Regions from separate parts of the Homo sapiens genome. Here region 1 is linked to region 2. A link is an interaction called in ENCODE POLR2A ChIA-PET data of the cell type or tissue named here. Cell type or tissue: K562. All regions are shown on one strand. Links, peaks and the distances in the headings refer to the core of each region. The heading gives the core; the rest is flanking DNA. Region 1 has its middle 19 kb from the start of FKBP9. Region 2 overlaps LINC00997 (long intergenic non-protein coding RNA 997).

Region 1 (11,394 bases), core at 4,015-9,014, 170 kb before region 2:
AAAACAGGTTGAATACCTTATTAACAGGGTAATGCACTATGACCAAATGGAATTGATTCCTGGAATACAAGGATGGTTCAACACACACAAATCAATAAATGTAATATGCCACATTAACCTACTTGCACCTACTTGCTGCAAAACAAGTAAGAGGCCCAGGGTAAGGTGTCCGTTTAGATTCCATATGAATTTTAGGATTGGTTTTCCTATTTCTGTAAAAAAAAAAGTCAGTGGGATTTTGCCAGGGATTGCACTGAATGTGTAGATCACTATAAGGGTGGTAATAACACAAGTTTAAGATTAAAGACATTCTTATTAAGGGTTTAGCTGATTGGTACATAACAAGTGCTGTGTATGGTAGCTTTTATTTTCATCTCCAGAACCTATACCTTGCTAAATACAATATACATTGACTATGTTTTAAGCATGGATCATATGATCTGAAAATTGGAGAATTTATATGCAGAGTATTGCTTTCTTCCAAAAATGGCTGAATCCTATTGCTATGTAATGAGCAGCTCCCGTGGGTCTGGTCACTAGGGATCTACAAACCTGACTTGCACAAGACCCCTTGCCTCGGTCGGGAACCTCAAAGGGGCAGGGAGATGAGTGTGGCCTGGCGGGAACCCTGAAGCTCCTGGAAGCTTCCCCAGGCTCCCAACCAGGGCCCCGCCCCGCCTCGGCTCCAGCCGCCGCCAGCGGGCGCTCCCCGCCCACCGGCGGCTGGGCTCTGGGGCTCTGCGCACTGACTTGGGGCCGGCCGCGGGCAGGCGGGCATCTGGCGGCCGAGGCCGGGACTTCGGGGCCCCTCCCGGGCGAGTCGCGGGGCGGCGGCGGGAAGGGGCGCCGCACGGAGGAAGTGCCCTCTTGGCCGCAGCCAGAGCCGCGCCGCAGGTGCCGCGATGTCGTCCTGGCCGGGGCGCGAGGATGCGAGGGCTGGGGGCGCGTGGTGGCCGCGGGAGCCGCTGGATCAGGAACTGCAGCGGGCCCGGGAGCAGAAGCGGCGGCGGCACGACGCCCAGCAGCTGCAGCAGCTCAAGCGCCTGGAGTCCTTGTGAGTCTCGAGCAGCCGTCTGGGCCGCAGTCCGCGCGCCGCCCGTTTTCTGGGAACAGGGGCGCCCGGCGCCGTGTTGGGCGCTGGGCTGGGTCCTCCAAGCCCCCAGGACCCAGGCAGGGGTGCGGGCCTGTGAGGAACCTAGTGCCTGCGACGGGACTTCTAGTCCTCACTGGGTGGGGAGCGAGGCCCGCCCGGCCACGGAGGGGCCCTGGAGGCCGCGGCGCGGGTGGGCGGGGGCCTCGGCCCGGGGAGGCGGCAGCGGCTTGCGCTCCTCGCCCCCGCTTTGGTGTGGGCGTCGCCTCTTTTGGGGAAGCCAAGAGTTATTGGCGCTTGCTCGGCATTTGTGGACCGAACAGGCAAGTTCAACCGAGCACGCTGCCCCCGCGCTCCACCTCTGAGTTCCCTGGGCCACTGCGACATGGAGAAACCCCGTTCTTTTCATCCTCTGCTACGGAGAAGGGACGAGGACACGGGTCCTGCAGTGTTGGTGTGGCGAGGCCCGGAAGAAGAGAGAATGGGCGGCGGGGACTGGCCACGGCGCTGCTAGGTAGAACAGAGGCGGACTTGTTTTCTCCGGGTTGGAGGGAATTTTGTTGTTGTTTTTTTTATTTTTTACCAGGGTTCAGGGTGGGCATTCAGGGAGCCAGCTGCCGTTTGGCACCACGCGGAATTCGGGCCCTGACTTGGGAGGCCTTGCGCTCCCGTGGCTCCAGTTCAAGGAGGGTCCAGATGACCCGGGAGAGTGTGGTGTAAAGAAGATTCAAAGGTGGGGGAGGGAGATATGGCTTCCCCCTACGCTTCTAGGTTCTTTAGCTGGGCCACAGATTAAATTGTCATAAGACAGATTAACAAGAGAAAAACTATTTTTACATACCCATGCACTGGAGGGCCACAAAAGTGGGAGACTGAAAGAAGGGCCAGGGAATAGGAGCATGGGCCTTTTGGGGCGTGGTGGAGACAAATTATGGAAGGGTCAAAATGTATGATGAATAAAGGTTGCTTTGTTAGGCTCCCAGGTGATAAAAGCTGTCTCCAGGCAGCTCTCTTTCTGATACAGATACGTTTACTCATGGAAATTTCCTTTAAAGATGTAAATTTCTCTTTACAAAAGGGGAGCAGTTGCCGGCGAGGTGAAGTTTTCCTGTGTTGGCTGGTTCTGTTTCTTTTAGCTCAGAGTCATCAGTATGTCAGGGTGGCATATTTTGATGCCAATTAATTTGAGCTTTTTCATGTATTTTGGTAATGAAATGTCACATGCCTGTAACACATATAAACATAGGCATACAGACAAACAGAAGCAGATCTTTTATAAGATTCTTCATTAGCCAGTTTTCTAATAGTCTATGCCCACTTCAGATGATCGTCTGAAGTGATCATCCAGTTAGATCGTCTACTTAGTGATCCTCCACTTAGTGATCGTCCACTTTAGAGGATCAGTCTCTTGATTATCTTTTCCACTACCCTAAGTAATTAGTAGCTAGGCAACCCTAAGCTTGCACTTTCAAAAGACTATTAGATGAAACAAAGTAAAAAATTTACATCTAAAAGACACAGAACTTGTACCTAAACAGAATTATTTGCTGAGACAAAGAAAGGCATAGGTTACAAACTGGTTAAAATTACCAGGAAAAGTATTTTAAACAGAGGTACCGTACCGTTTGTTATGTAAACTTTAAACCAATGTCTTCCCCATCCTGAAATTTTCTAGTGGTTTAGGTCCACCGAGGGAGATGCCCTTACAAAAGGAGGTTTTTTTTCTTTTTTTTTTTTTCTTTCTTTCTTTTTTTTATTTTTTTCTTTTCTGAGACGGAGTTTCCCTCGGTCACCCAGGCTGGAGTGTATTGACACGATCTCGACTCACTGCAACCTCCACCTCCCAGGTGCAAATGATTCTCCTGCCTCAGCCTCCCAAGTAGCTGGGGTTACAGGTGTGTGCCACCACACCCAGCTAATTTTTTTTTTTTTTGTATTTTTAGTAGAGATGGGGTTTCACCGTGTTGGCCAGGCTGACCTCGAACTCGTGACCTCAGGTGATCCACCCGCCTTGGCCTCCCAAAGTGCTGGGATTACAGGCTTGAGCCACAGTGCCCGGCGGTAGATTTCTTTTATAAAGAGTTTCAGGCTGGGCGCCTTTGGCTCACGCCCTTAATCCCAGCACTTTGGGAGGCTGAGGTGGGCAGATCACTTGAGATCGGGAGCTGGAGACCAGCCTGGCCAACATGACAAAACCCTGTCTCTACTAAAAATATAAAAATTAGACAGGCTTGGTGGCGCACGCCTGTAATCCCAGCTACTGAATAGGCTGAGGCACGAGAATCGCTTGAACCTGGAGGCGGAGGTTGTGTTGAGTCGAGATCCTGCCACTGCACTCCAGCCTGGGCGACAGAGCAAGACTATTTTTTTTTTTTTTAAACAGAGTTTCAAAGTAGCCAGCTAAATGTCAGGAAGTTGCATTTTGTCAACTGATTTAGTTTGATAGATTGTTTCTTCTTCTTCTTCTTGTTCTTCTTTTTTTTTGAGGCAGAGTCTCCCTCTTTTGCCCAGGCTGGAGTGCAGTGGCGCTATCTCAGCTCACTGCAACTTCTGCTTCCCGGGTTCAAGAGGTTCTCTGCCGGGCGCGGTGGCTCACGCCTGTAAACCCAGCACTTTGGGAGGCCGAGGCCGGCGGATCACGAGGTCAGGAGATTGAGACCATCCTGGCTAACGTGGTGAAATCTCGTCTCTACTAAAAATACAAAAAATTAGCCGGGCGTGGTGGCGGACACCTGTAGTCCCAGCTGCTCGGGAGGCTGAGGCAGGAGAATGGCATGAACCCGGGAGGCGGAGCTTGCAGTGAGCCGAGATGGTGCCACTGCACTCCAGCCTGGGTGACAAAGCGAGACTCCGTCTCAAAAAAAAAAAAAAAAAAAAAAAAAAAAAAAAAAAAGAGATTCTCGTGCCTCAGCCTCTTGAGTAGCTGGAGTAGCTGAGATTACAGGCACCTGCTACCACACCCAGCTAATTTTTGTATTTTTAGTAGAGAGAGGGTTTCGCCATGTTGTTCAGGCTGGTCTCGAACTCCCATACTCAAGTGATCTGCCTGTCTCGGCCTTCCAAAGTGCTGGGATTACAGGCGTGAGCCAGATCGATTGTTTCTTAATGAGATTTCTGACTTCAGGATGGAGCCTCTTAATGAATAGGACAGTGAAAGAAGTTGCAGTTTTCAGGGCCTAATATTTAAATATGTGAAAAGCAGGCACAGCTGAAAGGCAGAACATTCAGATCTTTAAAATTTAAGGATTCTACTTTTACATTGAATCCCAGGTCCCCAAGAAGAGGGAAATACGACTGAACCAGTGTGAATTCTTTCCACAGTTTTCCTCAATACAAGGACATTTCACAGAGGCTGGTGGGCGACCTGACTCCATCAGTCCACTCTGCAGTCAGCCTCTCTCCCACAGGAGTCTTCAAGTGTTCAAAGCACACCTTTTAAATCTAAACAGGCAAAGAAACAAGTTGCCTCCTTCAGTAGTGACCATTCACTGCAACAGCTGTCAGCCACTTCCAAAACTGCAGCTTTTGCCAGTGACTTGCCAGCCATCACACATGAAAATGTCAAGTTCTCCACCACAATACAAAGTAATACCTCATACTCCAAAAGCCAGAGATCCAGAAACTCCGTGCAAAATAGAGCAGAGCCACAGACCTGAGAGAAGCCTACTCATGACTCTTAGATTCCATGAGAAAGACTGAAGACCCCAAAAAAGGGTGGGCATGGCCCCTTTTTCCGTGTACTCAAGGGGTCTCAGGAGTGCCAGAAGTCTCCTATGTGTTCAAGATGGCAAAAGGGAGAAGGAGCAGAAGTGGAAGGAAATGGAAGAGTTAAGTATTAGAGGGGCCAGTTTGGGAGATTTTAAGCTTTCTAAAAGGCCAATGAAGTTTTACATTTTTCTCAACCAAAATAATGCCAACAAGGTAGGAAGCAAACAGTGGCCTCCAACATTTTTTTAAAAGGGGTTTCAGTCGACTGAAAAATATTATCAGGAATAAGATCGAAAAGAGAAAAAGCAGAAGGGCCTTTTTTAGTTCTCAAAAAAAAAAAAAAAAAAAATTATAGCCTGAATGTCAGCCTTTAATTAAGCAGCTGACTCTGACCACAGAGCTTTTTTTTTTTTTTTTTTTTTTTTTTTGAGATGGAGTCTCACTCTGTCACCCAGGCTGGAGTGCAGTGGCATGATTTTGGCTCACTGCAACCTCCACCTCCCAGGTTCAAGTGATTCTCCTGCCTCAGCCTCCAGAGTAGCTGGGATTACAGGCGTGCGCCACCACAGCTGACTAATTTTTGTATCTTTGGTAGAGATGGGGTTTCACCATGTTGGTCAGGCTAGTCTCGAACTTCTGACCTCATGATCCACCCAACTCAGCCTCCGAAAGTGCTGGGATTACAGGCGTGAGCCACTGCGCCCGGCCGACCACACAGCTCTTTAAAAAAATTTTTTTATATCTCTCATGAGCAGATTTCAGCCAGGGCAAACAGAAAGGAGATTTCCCATTTAATTTGTCTGGTTCTAAACCCAGCTTTTCCCAATTGTGCAGAAAATTGAATTACTTTAGGCCTTTCAAAGGACCCCTATATTGGCCATCATAATTTGGGGTCCTCTCGAGTCATGTGGGCCAATGTGTGCAAATACTTATAAGATGAAACTCAGCAGGTATTGCACATAAAACCAGCTGGTGTCTCCGAGGGAGGGTGCCTCCTTGGGGAGTCCTCAGACCCGGATGATTTGTTACCCATAATTTAGAGACCTGAATCATTCATGACTCTGAGCAGTGTTTTGGGCCTAAATGTGCCGCTTGTGAGTGTATCACTTCGGTGTGTCACCAGTAAGTCAGGTCTCCTCTCTTATGTGTCTCAGAAACGCTGAATCCCCTGAAGGTCACAGAGGACTCACAAATGCAAGATGACCAGCCTTTATGCACACTCACTGGCAGGGTGAGAGGGTACAGATGTTCTCACAGAGGAAACCCTGTAAGGCCACTGAATGTTATGGACAAAGTCCTGGCACCTCGCCAAGTCTCTGATTATTTAGAGTTCCCTAATGGGCCAGAGGGAGTGAGTGCCTTTAATCTTCGGAGGGAAGTATTCATTCTCATAAATTAGGAAAAGGGACTCCAAGAGAGGTTGGTCCAGGGTGAAACAAGCACAGTTTCCATAATGAAAGGTCACAATGCAACAAGACCTTGGCCCCAAACCAAAGTAAATTGGCGACTTAAGACCCATGTGTTGGCAGATAAAAATCCTGATCCCCTGACCTTAGGAAAGTCAGAGATAGGAGTTCATGTTGGTACCAAGTGCCGCTTTCAGAGAGAAACACTGGGCAGTGGTGGAGGGAGGGACCTATTCTGCCAACTATGCCAGATATGTTGACCCAAAGGAAAAAACTGAAGCTAAATTAATATAAGTATAGAGTTTATTTTGGGCCAAGTTTGAGGACTGCAACCCAGGAGTGTATATTCCGGGCAACTTAAATAGATACTCCCAGCTTGCAGTCCTCAAATTTGGCTCAAATGAACTCTACTGACATTAATTTTGCCTTCGTTTTTCTTTTTGGGGGGTTGACATAGTGTGATGTTCACTCAGTCAACAGTTTGTTTCTGTCACAGGCACTTTTTGTTACCTATGCTATGTGGGTCATGTAAGGAAAGGTCCTCAAGGAGTTAAAATCCTTCATAATCAGACTTCTGGGAGATTGCATACAAAATGCAGTTTTTTGGTGGAGTCTGGCCTACTTTTTGGTGGCCCAAGAGCTGAATGACTTTTCACCTTAACAGGGCAGTGGTTGCAGGTTGGAGACCCTGCATTGTGGGCATCCACATTACTGGGCATTTCGGCCTTTTCAAGTAACCGGGTGGTGCTCTTGTTCTCCCATGGAAGACAGATGTTTAAAGATCTTTCTCTAGCATAACTGCAGGCAGGGCCTGGCCCTGCCCAACACTCAGTATATTTAGCTGTAGGATGCCACACAGTGGTTAATACCATGTGTTTATTTTGTAGCTCCTAGACAGCAGAGAGATTATAACCTGCTTTTGCAAATGATAAAATGGAACCTCACCAGCTAAGTAATATAGACCTATAAACTAGCAAAACCAGATGTTTACTTCTGCCATGGTTTGAATGTGTCCTCGAAGTTGATGTATTGGAGAGCTGGGCATAGTGGCTCATGCCTGTAATCCCAGCACTTTGAGAGGACTGGGTGGGTGGATTGCTTGAGCCCAGGAGTTTGAGACCAGCCAGCCTGGCCAACATATTGAGAACCCATCTCTACAATAAAAATAAAGATTAGCTGGGTATGGTAATGTGCACCTGTAGTCCCAGCTACTCTGTAGGCTGAGGTAGAAGGATCACTTAAGCCTGAGAGGTTGAGGCTGCAATGAACTGTGATCAGGCCTGCACTTCAGAGTGGGCAACACAGTGAAACTCTTGTCTCAAAAAGTTCATTTATTGAAACTTAATACCCAATGTAACAGTGTTGAGAGAGAGGACTTTTAAGATGTGATTATGTCAGGAGGGCTCTGCCCTTTTTGTTTGTTTTTTGAGACGGAGTCTCACTCTGTCGCCAGACTGGAGTGCAGTGGTGTGACCTCGGCTCACTGCAACTTCCGCCTCCCAGGTTCAAGCAATTCTCCTGCCTCAGCCTCCCAAGTGGCTGGGACTACAGGCGCACACCACCACGCCCAGCTAATTTTTGTATTTTTAGTAGAGACAGGGTTTCACCATGTTGGCCAGGATGGTCTCCATCTCTTGACCTCATGAGCCACCCGCCTCGGCCTCCCAAAGTCGTGGGATTACAGGTGTGAGCCCCCGCACCCAGCCGGCTCTGCCCTTATAAGTGGATAGGCGCTGTTAGGAGTGGATTAGTTATTGCTGGAGTGGGTTTCTGATAAAAACATGAATTTGCTGTCCATCACCACCCATGCTCTCTCTTGCTCTTCTGCCTTCTGCTATGGGATGATGAAGCAAAGAAATCCCCTGCCAGATGCTAGCCCCTTGACCTTGGACTTTCTAGCCTCCAGAACTATAAGAAATACATCTCCATTCCTTGTAAATTGCCCAGTCTCAGGTATTCCGTTATATCAGCATAATATGGGCTAAGATTCTCAGAGCACTGGGGTTTTCTAGTTTCAGAGATTTGCAACTGACTGGACTGTCAATATGTTTCCTTTGGCTAGTTCAGAGACTTGTTTGCTTTTAAATCAAATGTTATTCATTCCAGAGTAATACTTCATGTAATTTAAACTGTTTAATCAAATAGTACCAAAGGCTTTTTTTTTCTTGACTCAAGTGAACTCATAAGAAAAGGCTAATTTAAAAAAATAGTGGTTTGAGACTCCAGTTACCCTATATATTCTCTGCACCCCTCTCCCCTATCAAGACTTCTGTGAGGAAACTTAGTTTTTTCATCTGGGACATAACTGCTTATTTTATTTTATTATTATTACTATTTTTTTTTTTTTTGAGACGGAGTCTAGCTCTGTCGCCCAGGCTGCAGTGCAGTGGCGCCATTTCGGCTCACTGCAATCTCCGCCTCCCAGGTTCATGCCATTCTCCTGCCTCAGCCTCCCGAGCAGCTGGGACTACAGGCACCCATCACCATGCCCAGCTAATTTTTTGTATTTTTAGTAGAGATGGGGTTTCACCGTGTTAGCCAGGATGGTCTTGATCTCCTGACCTTGTGATCCACCCGCCTTGGCCTCCCAAAGTGCTGGGATTACAGGTGTGAGCCACTGCGCAAGGCTGTAACTGTTTATTTTAAAATCATGTTTCTTGCCTTTCTTTCCCTCACTGTCTCCCTCCCTCCCTCCCTTCCTCCCTCCCTTCCTCCCTTCCTTCCTCGTTTTTTAGAAAGAGGGTCTAGCTGTGTTGCCCAGGCTGGTTTTGGACTTAAGGATTCCTCCCACCCTGGCCTCCCAAGTGCTAGGATTATAGGCATGAGCCCCCATGCCCAGCCTTATATTGCCTTTTTTGATTCCGTAATGGACATTATCTATTTAAGGGGAAAGTTTTTTTCCTTCCACTCTTCTAAGGTCCAGGGCCCCTGTAACAGAAGATTAATAATAAAAAAAAAACAAGCATTGCCAGGCACAGTGGCTCACGCCTGTACTCCCAGCACTTTGGGAGGCTGAGGCGGGCGGATCACCTGAGGTCAGAAGTTTGAGACCAGCCTGACCAACATGGAGAAACCCTGTCTCTACTAAAAATACAAAATTAGCCGGGCCTGGTGGCACATGCCTATAATCCCAGCTACTCAGGAGGCTGAGGCAGGAGAATCGCTTGAACTCGGGAGGCGGAGGTTGCGTTGAGCTAAGATTGTGCCGTTGTACCCTAGCCTGGACAACAAGAGTGAAACTCTATCTTAAAAAAAAAAAAAAAGGCTGAGCGCAGTGGCTCACGCCTGTAATCCCAGCAGTTTGGGAGGCCGAGGTGGGCAGATCACTAGGTCAAGAGATCGAGACCATCCTGGCCAACATGGTGAAACCGCGTCTCTACCAAAAATACAAAAATTAACCAGGCGTGGTGGCGTGCGCCTGTAGTTCCAGCTACTCGGGAGGCTGTGGCAGGAGAATCGCTTGAACCCGGGAGGTGGAGGTTGCGGTGAATTGCACTCCAGCCTGGAAATGAGGGCGAAACTCTCTCTCCAACAAACAAACAGAAAAAAACAAGCAGAAGTTTATTACCATGTATATGTTCTATATACATGGGAGATACCCAGTGGAATGAAAAATCTTGAAGAAGTGGTTTTGGATTCAGGCTTAAATACCATGTTCAGCTAAATCAAAGAAAGAAAGATATGGGGGAACTGAGCTATGGGATAGTGACCAAGAAAAGTATGATAAATAAAGGTAAGGTTTGTTATGCAGGTTTGTGTCTGTGCTTTCCCCGTTGTTAGCATTCTCTTGTGATTGAGAGACATTTTTCTCTTTCTTATATAGAAAGGGTCTCACCTGTGGCCAGGAGCGGTGGCTCACGCCTGTAATCCCAGCACTTTGAGAGGCCGCGGTGGACAGATCACGAGGTCAGTAGTTCGAGACCAGCCTGAGCAACATGTTGAAACCCCGTCTCTACTAAAAACAAAAAAAATTATCCGGGCGTGATAGTGCGCACCTGTAATCCCAGCTACTCAAGAGGCTGAGGCAGGAGAATCGCTTGAACCGGGAGGCAGAGGTTGCAGTGAGCAGAGATCAAGCCACTGCACTCCAGCCTGGGTGACAGAGAAAGACCGCATCTCAAAAAAAAAAAAAAAAGGGTCTCACCTGAAATGGAGATTCCCTTTATAGATGAACATTTGTCTTACAAAAGGGTGACTTCGGCTCTCTTTTCAGAGCTTCCCCTGTGTCTGCTGTTTCTCAAAATGATCCTTAGCCAAAAAGGTGTGCTTTGAGGTAGCATATTCTGGTCTCCTACAGCTATTCAACTGAGGACAGAGTAGGTAAGATTTTAGTTGTTTTACTACCCTTGTCTCCTTCCTTCCTATGTAGTCATATTATAATAATTTTTGCTAAATTAGTAGTTAATATTAACATAAGTATTACTTTGCAATATCATTCACTTTTGCATCAAATAGTGACCTATGATTTATTTTGTATTTTTAAAGTAGTTAATAAGAGCCTGAGTTTTATTCATTTGCTTTTTTTTTTTTTTTTTTTTTTTTTTTTTTGAGATGGTCTCGCTCTGTCGCCCAGGCTGGAATGCAGTGGTGTGACCTCAGCTCACTGCAACCTCCATCTCCTGGCTTCAAGCGATTCTCCTGCCTCAGCCTCCCGAGTAGCTGGGACTACAGGTGTGCACCACCATACCCAGCTAATTTTTGTATTTTTAGTAGAGATGGGGTTTCCCCATGTTGGCCAGGCTGATCTTGAACTCCTGACCTCAAGTCATCCACCCACCTCAGCCTCCCAAAGTGCTGGGATTACAGGTGTGAGCCACCATGCCTGGCTGAATATTATTTTAAACTTTGGAAATATCTTAACATGCTACATAAACTAATGAATTGTTTAGCCCCAGGGAAAAAAGCATCAGCGCCCCCCCCCCCTTAAACTGGTGGGAACTCTTGTAAAATGGACTATTTAGGAAATGCCATTGCAAATAATAATAGAATTCAGAATGTGCAGTTCTATCACATTCCTTTTCCATCTAGGCAATATAGTTACATATTTTTCAGGAATTTGGAACTTAGTTTGGCCATATGTTGTTTGTTCAGCTCCTGTGGCAAAAATAATTATTTGTTGGATTATTGGATATTTTCATAGACTTTACCACCTCCCTTCCAAACTCTCTTAGGCCTCTGTGCATAAGGCAT
Region 2 (11,394 bases), core at 4,259-9,258:
TTATAAATATCCATGTAAATATCAATGCATACAATACACTTAAGCAATCATAAAGGACTTGTTTGGTCTTTTTGAGGCCAAAATATTTAAGAATGGCTGCTCTAGAGTGCTTTGATAAGGGATCACATCAGCATGTTGGTATAGCCCTCAAAACACCTCTGCAGAGGTGTCCTTCCTTGTTCCAAGACATCACATCAACACATGGCCATATTTCCCAACTTGGCTCTCATTTGGACATTTATATGCATACATAACCACATTAGATTAAAGTCTATCTTTATGTGAAAAAAATGCATTTAATCTCTAGTGGAAAGAGGAAGAATTAGAGATGTCTTGAGTTTACCAGCAGATATCTAGATGGTTAGAAGAAGTGATAAAGTTGGACTCTTAGGAGGTAACATTCGTATTCCAGTTGGACCAGGGGAAAACATTTAGATGTAAGCAAAGGAGGCCTACACAGTTCCTGGCCATGAGGTACGTGAGCTCTGACCCCCTGGGATGCTCCTAATTACCATCCCATTGAAGAGTTGCACCAGAGCCACCTGGATAAATCACCTGGGTGAGTTGCTGTAAATACAGATTTCCATGTTCTACTCAGAACCCAGTAAGTCAGAATCGAGGTTGGGGGTTCAGAAATCTGGATAAAAAATAAATTCCTTGAGTGATTCATGATGCAGCCAGGCTTGAGAACATTGGATTGGCCTCCTTAAAGTCTGTCAGATAGTTATGATGATGTTTGAGTTACACTGTTTGCCACAAATAGCTCTTCCAGTTGCCTACCATGGGCCCAAAGTCCCAAGCTTTGGTGATGAGTTCTTTGGGGTTAGAGCAGCAATATCTCCAGTGTTCCCTATATAGAGGATGAATCTTCTCCTGAGGAATGCTGTGTTCAGCTGTGCTCTGGGGCTAACATCACCGCATAGTGGGGTATTATGCACTTGAGATCTCCACCCTGGGGGACAAGGAAGGGCAGAAAGAATGAAAACAAGCAGGAGGAGACTCTTTGGATGAATATTGAAGTGGGAAACCAGGAGCAAAAGCTTAAGGATTCCAGGTCCCCTTGGCAGGCAAGAAGAGAACAGAAGATGGATATTGATTTCTTCTGAACTGACTCACAATGCTCTGTGGAGGAGCCAAGTCGTTTCTGCAAACTTTGAAAAATGTTGGCATCAGTGTTCCTGCTATCACTGGATGCTAGTCATAGATGATGGCTGTGAACACAGAGAAGGATCTTTCAGCTGTCTCTGCTGTTTTCTGTATGTAACCGAGACCCAGTTGATCACCTCCCTGTTTCTAGTCTGGCTCCCTTCTCTGCACTGCTTCCAAAATAACCTGAACACCCTTGAACCTGCCAGCTAGAGCAAAAAAGAGACTCTGCCAGCCCCTCTCTGTACATCTCCTCCCTCTCCCCACAAAGATATTTCAATCTGGACTCTTACAAAAAGTGATTTCCTGCTTTGCTTTAGAGTTTTATCACTGATATGGTTTGGCTCTGTGTCCCCACCCAAATCTCATCTTGTAGCTCCCATAATTCCCACGTGTTGTGGAAGGGACCCAGTGGGAGATGACTGAATCATGGGGATGGGTCTTTCCTGTACTGTTCTTGTGATAGTGAATGGGTCTCACAAGATCTGATGGTTTTAAAAATGGGAGTTTCTCTGCACAAGGTTGCTCTTTGACTGCTGCCATCCATGTAAGATGTGACTTGCTCCTCCTTGCCTTCTGCCATGATTGTGAAGCCTCCCCAGCCATGTGGAACTGTAAGTCCAATAAACCTCTTTCTTTTGTAAATTGCCCAGTCTTGGGTATGTCTTTATCAGCAGTGTGAAAAATGGACTAATACAATTACCTATGTGTGCATTGCCAAATATGATAATTTAATTTTGGCTAGTTTTGAATTTCATATAAATGAGATCATATGATATCTTTAATGTCTCTGTCTTTGACCTTTATATTATGTTTTTAGAAGTTTTTTTATGTTGCTGCAAGCATATGCAGTTTCTTCATTTTTTTTTGTTGCTGTAAAGTATTCCATTGTATGAAATATACCATAGTTTATTTATCTATTCTACTGCTAATGGGCATTTGTTTTGCCTCCAATTTGAGGCTCTTATAATTAGTGCTATTAAGAATATTTTTTCATATCTATTATGGTGTATATCAGTCTGATAGTCTTTGATTATTAACTGGGGCATTTAATCTCTTTGCACTTATAATTACTAATAAGTTTGGATAAAAAAACCACCATCTTCCTATGTGTTTTCTGTTTATCCTAGCTGTTTTATGTCCCTGTTTCTCTCTTTTCTTGCTTTCTTTCAAATTGTTTGAGTGACTTGTCACTCAGCTTTCCTTCTCTTTTAGTCTGAAAGATATGTATTTTTGCATTTCTATTATTTCAGTGATGACTCTGAAATTGTAACATTCATTCTTGGTGTATCAATGACTAATCTTAATCCACATTTTGCATGCAAGATAATTCAAGGAACTTGAAACTATTTAACTACATTTAATCGCCTCTTGATTTCTATGCTATTGTTGTGTGTAAGAATTTTTTTTTTTTTTCAGGCGGAGTTTCCCTCTTGTTGCCCAGGCTGGAGTGCAATGGTGCAATCTTGGCTCACTGCAACCTCCTCCTCCTGGGTTTAAGTGATTCTCCTGCCTCAGCCTCCCAAGTAGCTGAAATTACAGGCGGCCCCCCACCATACCCAGCTAATTTTTGTATTTTTAGGAGAGACGGGGTTTCACCATGTTGGCCAGGCTGGTCTCGAACTCCTGACTTCAGGTGATCCACCCTCCTCGGCCTCCCAAAGTGCTGGGATTACAGGCGTGAGCCACCATGCCCAGCCATGTAAAAATATTAATATTGAGTCACCTCCTTGGAACAGCTTTGGAGTCTCTCAGCAATCTGAAAACCATGAGACCAGAAGATATAAGACTCCATCCACTTTAACATTCTGTAAGCCTGGAATTGCACTTTGAAAATGTTAACTGGACCAGCCCTGTTGCAGATAATGTATTCTTAAAATGCAATTGCAGAGAAATGAGGCATGGGTTTTTCATGTTTCCAAAAACACAGAGATTGGCACCTAAACAGTTATGGCCCTCTCCCTTCAATTGAATGCAATTGGAAAGCTTCAGGGAACACTAGTCAATCTGCATATAAGATGAGGTATATTCAAATGATGTTGAAAAAATTGGAGTTAGCAGCAGGTTTGTAGCTCACCTAAGATAATTCTAGAAGAGCAGAATCACTTTATTTCCTGCTAAAGATATTTTTGTTTTCCTTTTTTCTCTCAGACTCAGGCTTGTGGCCTTTTCTGATTGACATGGCAAGTTGGTGTCTTTCCACTTTCTCCTTGATGAAGCACCTGCATCCAATATGAATTTAAAGAGGCTCTGTAAAGTAATTCAACAGCAGCAAATATGCTATTTAAAAATGAGTCAATCCAAGATATGTAAATCTAAGGAAGGTTTTAGATTGAAGCAGTTGTTTTATAAAATACACATGTCCAAAGACACTTTTTTTAGTGGAGGCAACTTGCTGAAGAAGAATTTGAAAGGATCTTTTAACATTTATAAACAGACCAATTTGAAATTGCCTAGAAAATAAGTAAGCTCCAAGAAGAACATACCTATGGCCATGCTATTTTTTGAAGACAAAAATGGAGCTACAAAATTAAACAAAGGATGTATTTCATGTTGGAATTTGTAGAAGTCTTAGAGCGGGATAATGAAAATAAATAAAATTACTAAATAAAATAACTATGAGATCCCAATAATTTTGCCACCATCTTTGGGAATAACTAAAGCTGATAAACTAGAGACTAATACTTTGGTGCCAATTCCAACTCCTTGCACTGTACAAAGGGGGAAAAGTATCTTAATGCATAAGAAATTATGAGACAGCACAAATAAAGACCAATCTTTTATGCAGAAAGTTTCAATTAAAGTGAAATTCATATTTTAAATTACCAAATTATAAGTGGAAAAGTTTGTAATATTTTCAAAATGGTCTTCACTGAACTACCTCTATCTAGCCTGGAGGCTAGAGATGGAACTTAACTATCCACTTAAATTTATATGTATGTATTTGTGAAAGTTAAAACTTTAAATCTAATAAATTATCTGAATCAGTTAAAACAAAGTCATTATTATTTGGAAAACTAAATCTTGGCCATGATGAATATCTTGATTATTTTGATATATGAAATATGCAATGTAATTTTTATGTGGGGTTACATTTGGAATTTTCCTACATTTCATATTTAGTAAATGGATTTATTATAAGAACAGTGATTTTTTTTAAAGAACGAATTTAATAAGTAACTGCGTTTTGAAATTTTGATTTACAGATCATTATTGCCATCTGCTGGTTAAATAGTTTAATGGCATTTTTTTCCCAGTTGCTTTACTAAAAGACAAAGGAAAAACTGAGGCAAGTTTTAGATATCCATAACCGGATTAGAGATCTCTATGTAAGACAAATAATTTGCAGCCAGGTGCAGTGGCTCATGCCTGTAATCCCAATACCTTGGGAGGCAGAGGCGGCAGGAGTGTTTGAGGCTAGGAGTTTTAGACCAGCCTGGGCAACATAGTGATACCCTGTCTCTACAAAAATAAACAAATTAGCTGTGTGTGGTGGCCTGCACCTGTAGTCCAAGCTACTCAGGAGGCTGAGGCAGGAGGATCGCTTGAGCCCAGGAGTTCAAGGTTGCAGTGAACACCATCACACTTTAGCCTGTGTGACACAGTGAGACCCTATCTTGAGAACAGCAACAAAAAAAGCTAAATCATGAGGCATGTCTGTTTCAAAGATAAGATAATGCAAGAATATATTGCATCATACCTAATTATAATGTGCTATTTTAATTGACAATTCATCATAGATTAAATTATCAGGCTAACTGCTTTAAGTTATTGTCATTAGTTAGTATGCAGCTAAAATGCGACTAAAATAACCATTGAAAATAACGAGGTCAAAATAAGTGACCTCTGTTAGAGAGGCTGTAAAAACATGAAAACATCCATGATTCTATTTAACCGCACATAAAACTAAGTGTCATGATTTCCCTCTTATACACAAATCTACTCCTCTCCTTAGTAGGAGTAGATACATAATGATTTAGGCAACTATCTCTGTTAACTAATGAACCTAAAACATGTACTACTGTTCAATAATTACTAACATATCACTTGATGACAAACAAACCAAGTGAGCAAAATATTAATTGGAAGTGTTGGCAAAAATAGCAATAACTTTTGCACCAACCTAAAAATCCTCACTACTGCACTATAGGATGGCCAGTCTAGAACATAATAAAGGAACATTTGTTTAAGCACGTGCTTTGTTTTTGATGCTTTACAAGCATTAATTCATTCGATCACATCATCAGTAAGACAAATATAACTGTCTTCATTTTTCAGATGAGGAAATTAATCCTAGAGTGGCTAAATTACTAGCTCAAGGTCATACATTGGTAATCTTCCTATATGAGTCCCCTGTGTAAAAGATTTAGAGCAGCACATGGCACACAGTTAATTTTATGTGTTACTAAACATATGAATCATAAAATATATCCTGCTTCATTTTTCCTTTAACACTATATCATGACTATTTTCCCATATTATTAAATATCCATGCAAAATGACTTTAGTGGCTGTAATGCTTCATTATATGAATGTTTCATAACTTAGTGTTTGGCATTGAGGCCATTTCTATTTTTTCAACGATATAAATAATAGCACAATGAACATTCTTATAAAAAGATTAATTTTTTAAATGATAAAATGACCAGATTTGCACTTTCAAGGACTAGATCATGGGTAAGAGCATATTTTATCCCACCAGGACACCAAGTGATGCAAAAGGCAGTTGGAAACTCCAGAAGAAACAAACTGACTAAAAAGAAAAACAATCACTCCACTTCACTTATTGTTGCAAAAAAATTAAAAAGTCATACTTTAAAATAAGGTCCTTTATTTTGAGTTTGCCTAGCCATTCAAGAATATATTCTTAACAACCACCATAAATACTTTGTATTTTAAATGCAGTATTGGACAGATAGAATTTATTAGCTGTTAAAACTTGGGCAAATAACTACATCCTGATGCTTGATTTTAAAATTTGCATATAGTTATTGCATGAATTAAGTAAGAAAACATTTTGAGCACCAAACACAATGCCAGGAATGTAGAAATGCTCCTTAAAAAAAAATCTCCCAAAACAAGAAATGAACAGTAATAGCACTTACTGAATTTAAATGAATGACAAGATAAATAGTACTGTCAGTTAAGTGCTCTAGACCTTCAGAAAAAGCATAATTAATATGGACTGGAGAAATGGGCTGGGGCTTGGAAGGTGATAGCATTCAGATGGGCAGGGAGAAAAGGATGTAAAAGCCAAGGGGTGGCTTTTCCATATGAGTAAAGGAATTCAGCAGTTATGGTGTCTCAGGCTGTGGACCTCACCTGAAATGACTGGGATGGAAGATTTGTGCCTGAGGAAGTGGGAAATTAAAGTTGAAAAGGTATATTGGGCAATTATTGAAGGCATTGGTGAGCAAGCCTAGGACTTGATTTGTGGGCTATGGGGAGCCATGAACATTTTTGTGCTGTGTTGCATCAGGAAAAATTAACCTGGCCACAATGAGCCATGATTTAGACTGGTCAGTTAGGATATGGGAGTTCAATTTGATCCATCATCAGACAGATGGGAAGTGAAGCGGTGTGGGCTCCATCCAGCATATGGCCCGTGACAAGAGGACATGGAAAATGTCAGTGGCCCCAGTGCATCTGTGCCAGCCGCTTTGGCCTCCTGTAGGGCTGCGCGGTGACTGGGAGCTAAGGGCTCCCCTCTTAGTTGGTCCTGGCTGGTGCTGAAAGCGCTTGAGCACACCGCTCCTAGGGCTGACGACTTCTGAGGAACCTTATTTTAAAAGCATTTTGCTTTAAGATTCAGTAAACGCTGTCCCATGCCAAGGAATTGGCGTCAACCTGAGGCTCTGGGATCAGACCCACCGGACTCAGGCCGGCTCTGCCACGTGTTGCCCGCAGTCTCGGCCCGTTCCCTCCGCATTGACAGCGGGCACTGACTGTCCGATACCCCAGCGATCGTAGGAGAGCAGAGACGTTCCTAATGCCGCGGGCACCACGGGCGGGCCTGCGGGTCCGTTGGCTTTCCTGACACACTTCCTACAGTCATTTCTTTCAGCTGAGATCTTCCCCTTTAATACTTCGTTAATTTGTGGCAGGACGAGTCGCAGACAAAACTCCTCAGACACCAGATTAAAGAAGGAAGAGGTTTTTTATTCGGCCGGGAGCGTCGGCAGACTCGTGTCTTAAGAGCGGAGCTCCCCGAAAAAGAAATTCCTAGGCCTTTTAAGGGCTTACAACTCTAAGGGGTCTACGTGAAAAAGTCATAATAGATCAAGTAAGCGTGAAAAACGTGACTGGGGGCTACATACATCAGCTAACAGAACAAAAAGTTTTACAGTACTTTCTCATACAGTGTCTGGAATTTACACATAACACCAATAGTTTTGGTCAGGGGTTAATAATATTATTATTATTTTAGCCACCAGGGCCAGGTGGTGGTGCCAAGGTCCTCCAGCTATTTATCTTACTTCTGTTTCTTTCTAACTTTTTGCTTTCTCCCTTTTCTCCTGTCTTATAAAATAGGGAATAGGAGAGGTTGGGGAGAAACTGAGAAGGACAATAGGAGAAGTGGTGACCTCATACCATAAATTAACGTGTAACCTTTTGGTTAAAATGTCAAAGCTAAGACTAAACTCGAAGAAAAGAATTAAATCACGGGAAGTTCTTCAGACTTAGTCGCCAGCAAGGTTATGGCCCGAAGTGGTGCAGGGGCGGCACGCGGGGAAGCGACTGGCAGAGCTGTGCGCACTGGGGGTGCTGCAGGCGCTGGGGAGAGTGTGGAGAGGCTGCGTGGAGCTGCGCGCTCGGGGTGGGGGCTGCACTCCCAGTGAAGCGCGTGAAGGGCGAGCGGTGATGGGTTCTGCGCCAGTGGGGCTGGGAGCGTGTGGGGGGCTGTACGTGCAGCTGCCGCAAGGTGGAGAGTGCACGTGTGGGCTTGGGGACTACGCGCACCGGGGGCTGAAGGCGTTGGGGAGGGTGTGGGGGGCTGTGCGTGGGGCTGCCCTCACTGGAAGCTGCACGCTCAGGGAAGCTCGGAGGCGGGGGTCCTGCGAGTGCTGGGGAGCACGTGGGGGGACACGCAGGGACTGCCCGCGCAAATGGCTTCGAACGCATGCTCCCCACCCCACATTTCACAGTCGCCATGACGACCAGGAGGTCCGCAAGGGCTGCGGGGACAAGTCCGTTGAGGCTGCCAGGCAAGTCAGGCCTTTCTGGACCTCGCCTGACTGAGCTGGGCTGTGCCTGAAATTGACCCAGCTCCGCCAGGGATTATAAGAAAACAAGTAGTAAGCTCAAAGCCGCTACAATCTTCCCGCCCTGGAGCCAGAGGTGGAAAAGTCGGCCCTATGCGGCGGGAACCTGCCAAGGGGCGCCCCAAGGTGCTCCACGCGGAGGATCCGAAATCTGAAAGCACAAAAAGGCTTGGAGCTACAGTTGGGGGCCAAGACCCTTCTTCTCGGCCCCTTCCAGTTCGTCCATAATTTCCTGGCGCAGCTTCGGGAAAAGGTGCACGAACTGCAGGCGCGGCAGTTCTCCAGCAGGACCACTCTTGGCATCGGTGAGGAGAGGGCAGGAGAGCCCTGGGAGGGAGCCGCATGGCGCTTTTCTTAAGTCTTGAAGGAGATCAGTTTAACAAGCAACGGTTTGTGGGTGCCTAGTAGCAAATAATAGCAAGGTCCGAGTAGAAAGCAGTTGGCCAAAGATCTTGCCATTGAACCAGGGGAGAGAGATGGGGAGTATATTGGTTTGAAGGGCTGTCAGATCACAGAGAGTGTTTTAAGGTCTAGGAGTTTTAAAGGCTGAGGGGAGGGATCAAGGGAAGAGGATGAGATTAAGATTCCAAGAGAGGAAATAATTAGTGGAGCAAGTCTTGGAATATTTGGGAGGGGTAGAATTAAAGGCACAAATTTGAGAAGCTAACTGTGGAAAAGAGGAGAGAGAATTCCTTTTCTGAGATGACAGGGAGTAGAAAAGTGAGGATTACTATATGGAGAAATGTTAAAGTGGAGATAAAAGAAGTCGGGAGTGCTGGCGTCTAATGGTCTTTGTTTCAGTGAAGTATGAGACTGGGTCACCTTCAGAGGTGAGATTGACAGGATGCCGGGGTCCAAGGGACATGCTTCTGTCACAGCTTGGAAAGGGCATGTGATAAGCCCTTCAAGCATTTAGAATACTGGCATCGTTACACCATATCATTTTTTTTCAGATGTGGTATGTGGGTTAAGGGAGGGAGTGAGAGACACAGAAAGATTTTGAGCATCTTTGGAAAGCTGGATGAATTCGGTAGTATATTTGACCTTTTCCTTATATATCATCTGAAGAGTTTTTGCCAGTGTATATAATTGTTAGGAGAATTAGAAATAGGATACAAATATAGTTGAATAGGATAGTCTCTGTATATTTTAAAATTAATGAAGCCTAATAAACAGTTAATGAGCATATTTACAAAAATTTAAAGTTTTCAGCCTTTTAAAAATTATAGCAACTGTGCTTGCAGACAGTCCAAAAATACACTGTGGGCCATACTTTGCCTATCCTGGTGTAAAACAAGTAAATCTTCTGAGAAGTATTTAAGATAAGCCCAGGGCAGTTAGTAGTATAGGAAAAGGTCTGGATAAGCATGGTTGAGAATTTCAACATTGCAATTTTTTAATTTTAAAAAATTTAATTTCTTCAACAATTATTAAATTAATTTGCATTTATTTTGTTAGCCAAGAGGAGTAATTTTTGAATTTTTAAGAGGCTATTATTGGTGGTTTATAAGACGACTTGCCAAGTATATTTGGGATAACCATAAGAAATACCATTATAAAATCTCAGAAGGGAGGTAGGACTTCTGGAATAGCCAAGGAAATGCACTCCTCCATGATGACAATGAAAATACTTGGAAAATTATCAAAATCATTTTCTTCAAAACTTTGGAAGTTAACCAAAGGTTTACAACAATCTAAAGGGCATTAATTCAAGAAAAGCTGCTGAACCTCTATAAGAACAGCAAAGTCTGTGGTGTTTTAACTTGTTCTATTCCCCACTTTTCTCTCTCCAGCTCCATGGTACCCTTGAAAACAAGCAATTCCCCAACGAAACAGGGGCACAGGCTGCGTTTGCAGCTCTGGTAAAAGCTCCATACCCAGAGCAGTGTCTCCCAGCTCCCTGGTGAAGTCTTACGTATACATGGGGTGCTGGCACAGGTGCCTCCAGATAAGTCTCCTAGGCCATCTAGTAGTTCCTAAGTCTGGGCGCTTGCAAAGAGCTTGCAATTCATCAAGGGTTGAGTTGCACAATGGGGCTTTTAGATGTGCTGCTGAGGAAGTGATTGCCTGCATTTAATCGTCTTCTGATGAATGCTAGAGAAACTGATCTAGAGTGGCACCTCTTGGTTAGAACGAGCTGAAGCATACTGTATATATTTACTTCTTTAAAAAATTTCATATAAAGGAATAGAATACTAAAAAGAAAAAAAAACAAAAAAGGTCACAATATTCCATAATTCCATCACTCCTACCAATTAACTGAAGTAAAAAAACCCTCTCAAGTCTCTCCCTTTGCTTGTCAAGCCCTGCTGCAGAGAGGTAAGCTCTGTTCAGAATTTACTTTGTGTCCTGGATTTTTTCCTATGCTCATAGAGACAGGATTAGCTGGCCATCTTGCTTTCTGTGCTATCTTTTCTAGACATGTAAAATAATACATTTGAAATACTTGTTTTAATGGTATTTTATAATAAAGCAGCTTTTAATAACTTTTCTCTTTTCCAGCCGTCTTTGTGGCAATTTTACATTGGTAAGATTTAGTTTCAGTTCGAAATATTTAAAAACATTTGAATTAAAAATTGCCATCACTCTTTGCATACAGTAAAACAATAACTTCTGGCTATATTTGTAGAACATCTTTATGTACGCCATTTTATACATATATTTTGCTTTTTTACAAACCTCATATGTGAAACAGCATTTACAAAATAGATGCATTGGGGGAATAGTAACTTATGAATTAAAATATTTTGGCTTTACCAAATAATTCACCACGTTTTTAAAAATATCTAGCTTTTCTAGTGTATTTTGCATGTGTAGTTCATTTAAAACCCTCCTTTGTTTTATGGTAATTATATGTTGCTAGTGAAATAACTTTTTTTTTTTTTTTTGAGACAGTCTTGCTCTGTCTCCCAGGCTGGAGTGCAGTGGCGCGATCTTGACTCATTGCAACCTATGCCTCCCAGGCTCAAGTGATTCTCGTGCCTCA

Evidence for each region. Peaks named below come from ENCODE experiments on the same cell type or tissue, not always from the same donor. Only the 100,000 strongest peaks of a DNase experiment are listed, where the experiment ranks them.
Region 1: POLR2A ChIA-PET joins it to region 2 with 5 read pairs; 2 of 35 experiments call an interaction of 5 or more read pairs at or near these places.

What each region holds. Positions count from the first base shown.
Region 1 is chr7:32,932,530-32,943,923 of GRCh38, reverse strand. It overlaps the pseudogene RP9P. Among named protein-coding and RNA genes, the nearest start is that of FKBP9, 19 kb to the left of the region's middle. RefSeq lists silencers at 603-1,012, 1,203-1,362 and an enhancer at 2,012-2,900. In K562, for the core only: no CTCF peak of the experiment used is centred there; a DNase peak (open chromatin) is centred at 6,073.
Region 2 is chr7:32,758,817-32,770,210 of GRCh38, reverse strand. LINC00997 (long intergenic non-protein coding RNA 997) reads right to left here. Exons shown (of 1, transcript NR_036501.1): 1 at 7,287-11,394. Among named protein-coding and RNA genes, the nearest start is that of LINC00997, 6.2 kb to the right of the region's middle. In K562, for the core only: a CTCF peak has its summit at 4,369 (motif pointing left); no DNase peak of the experiment used is centred there.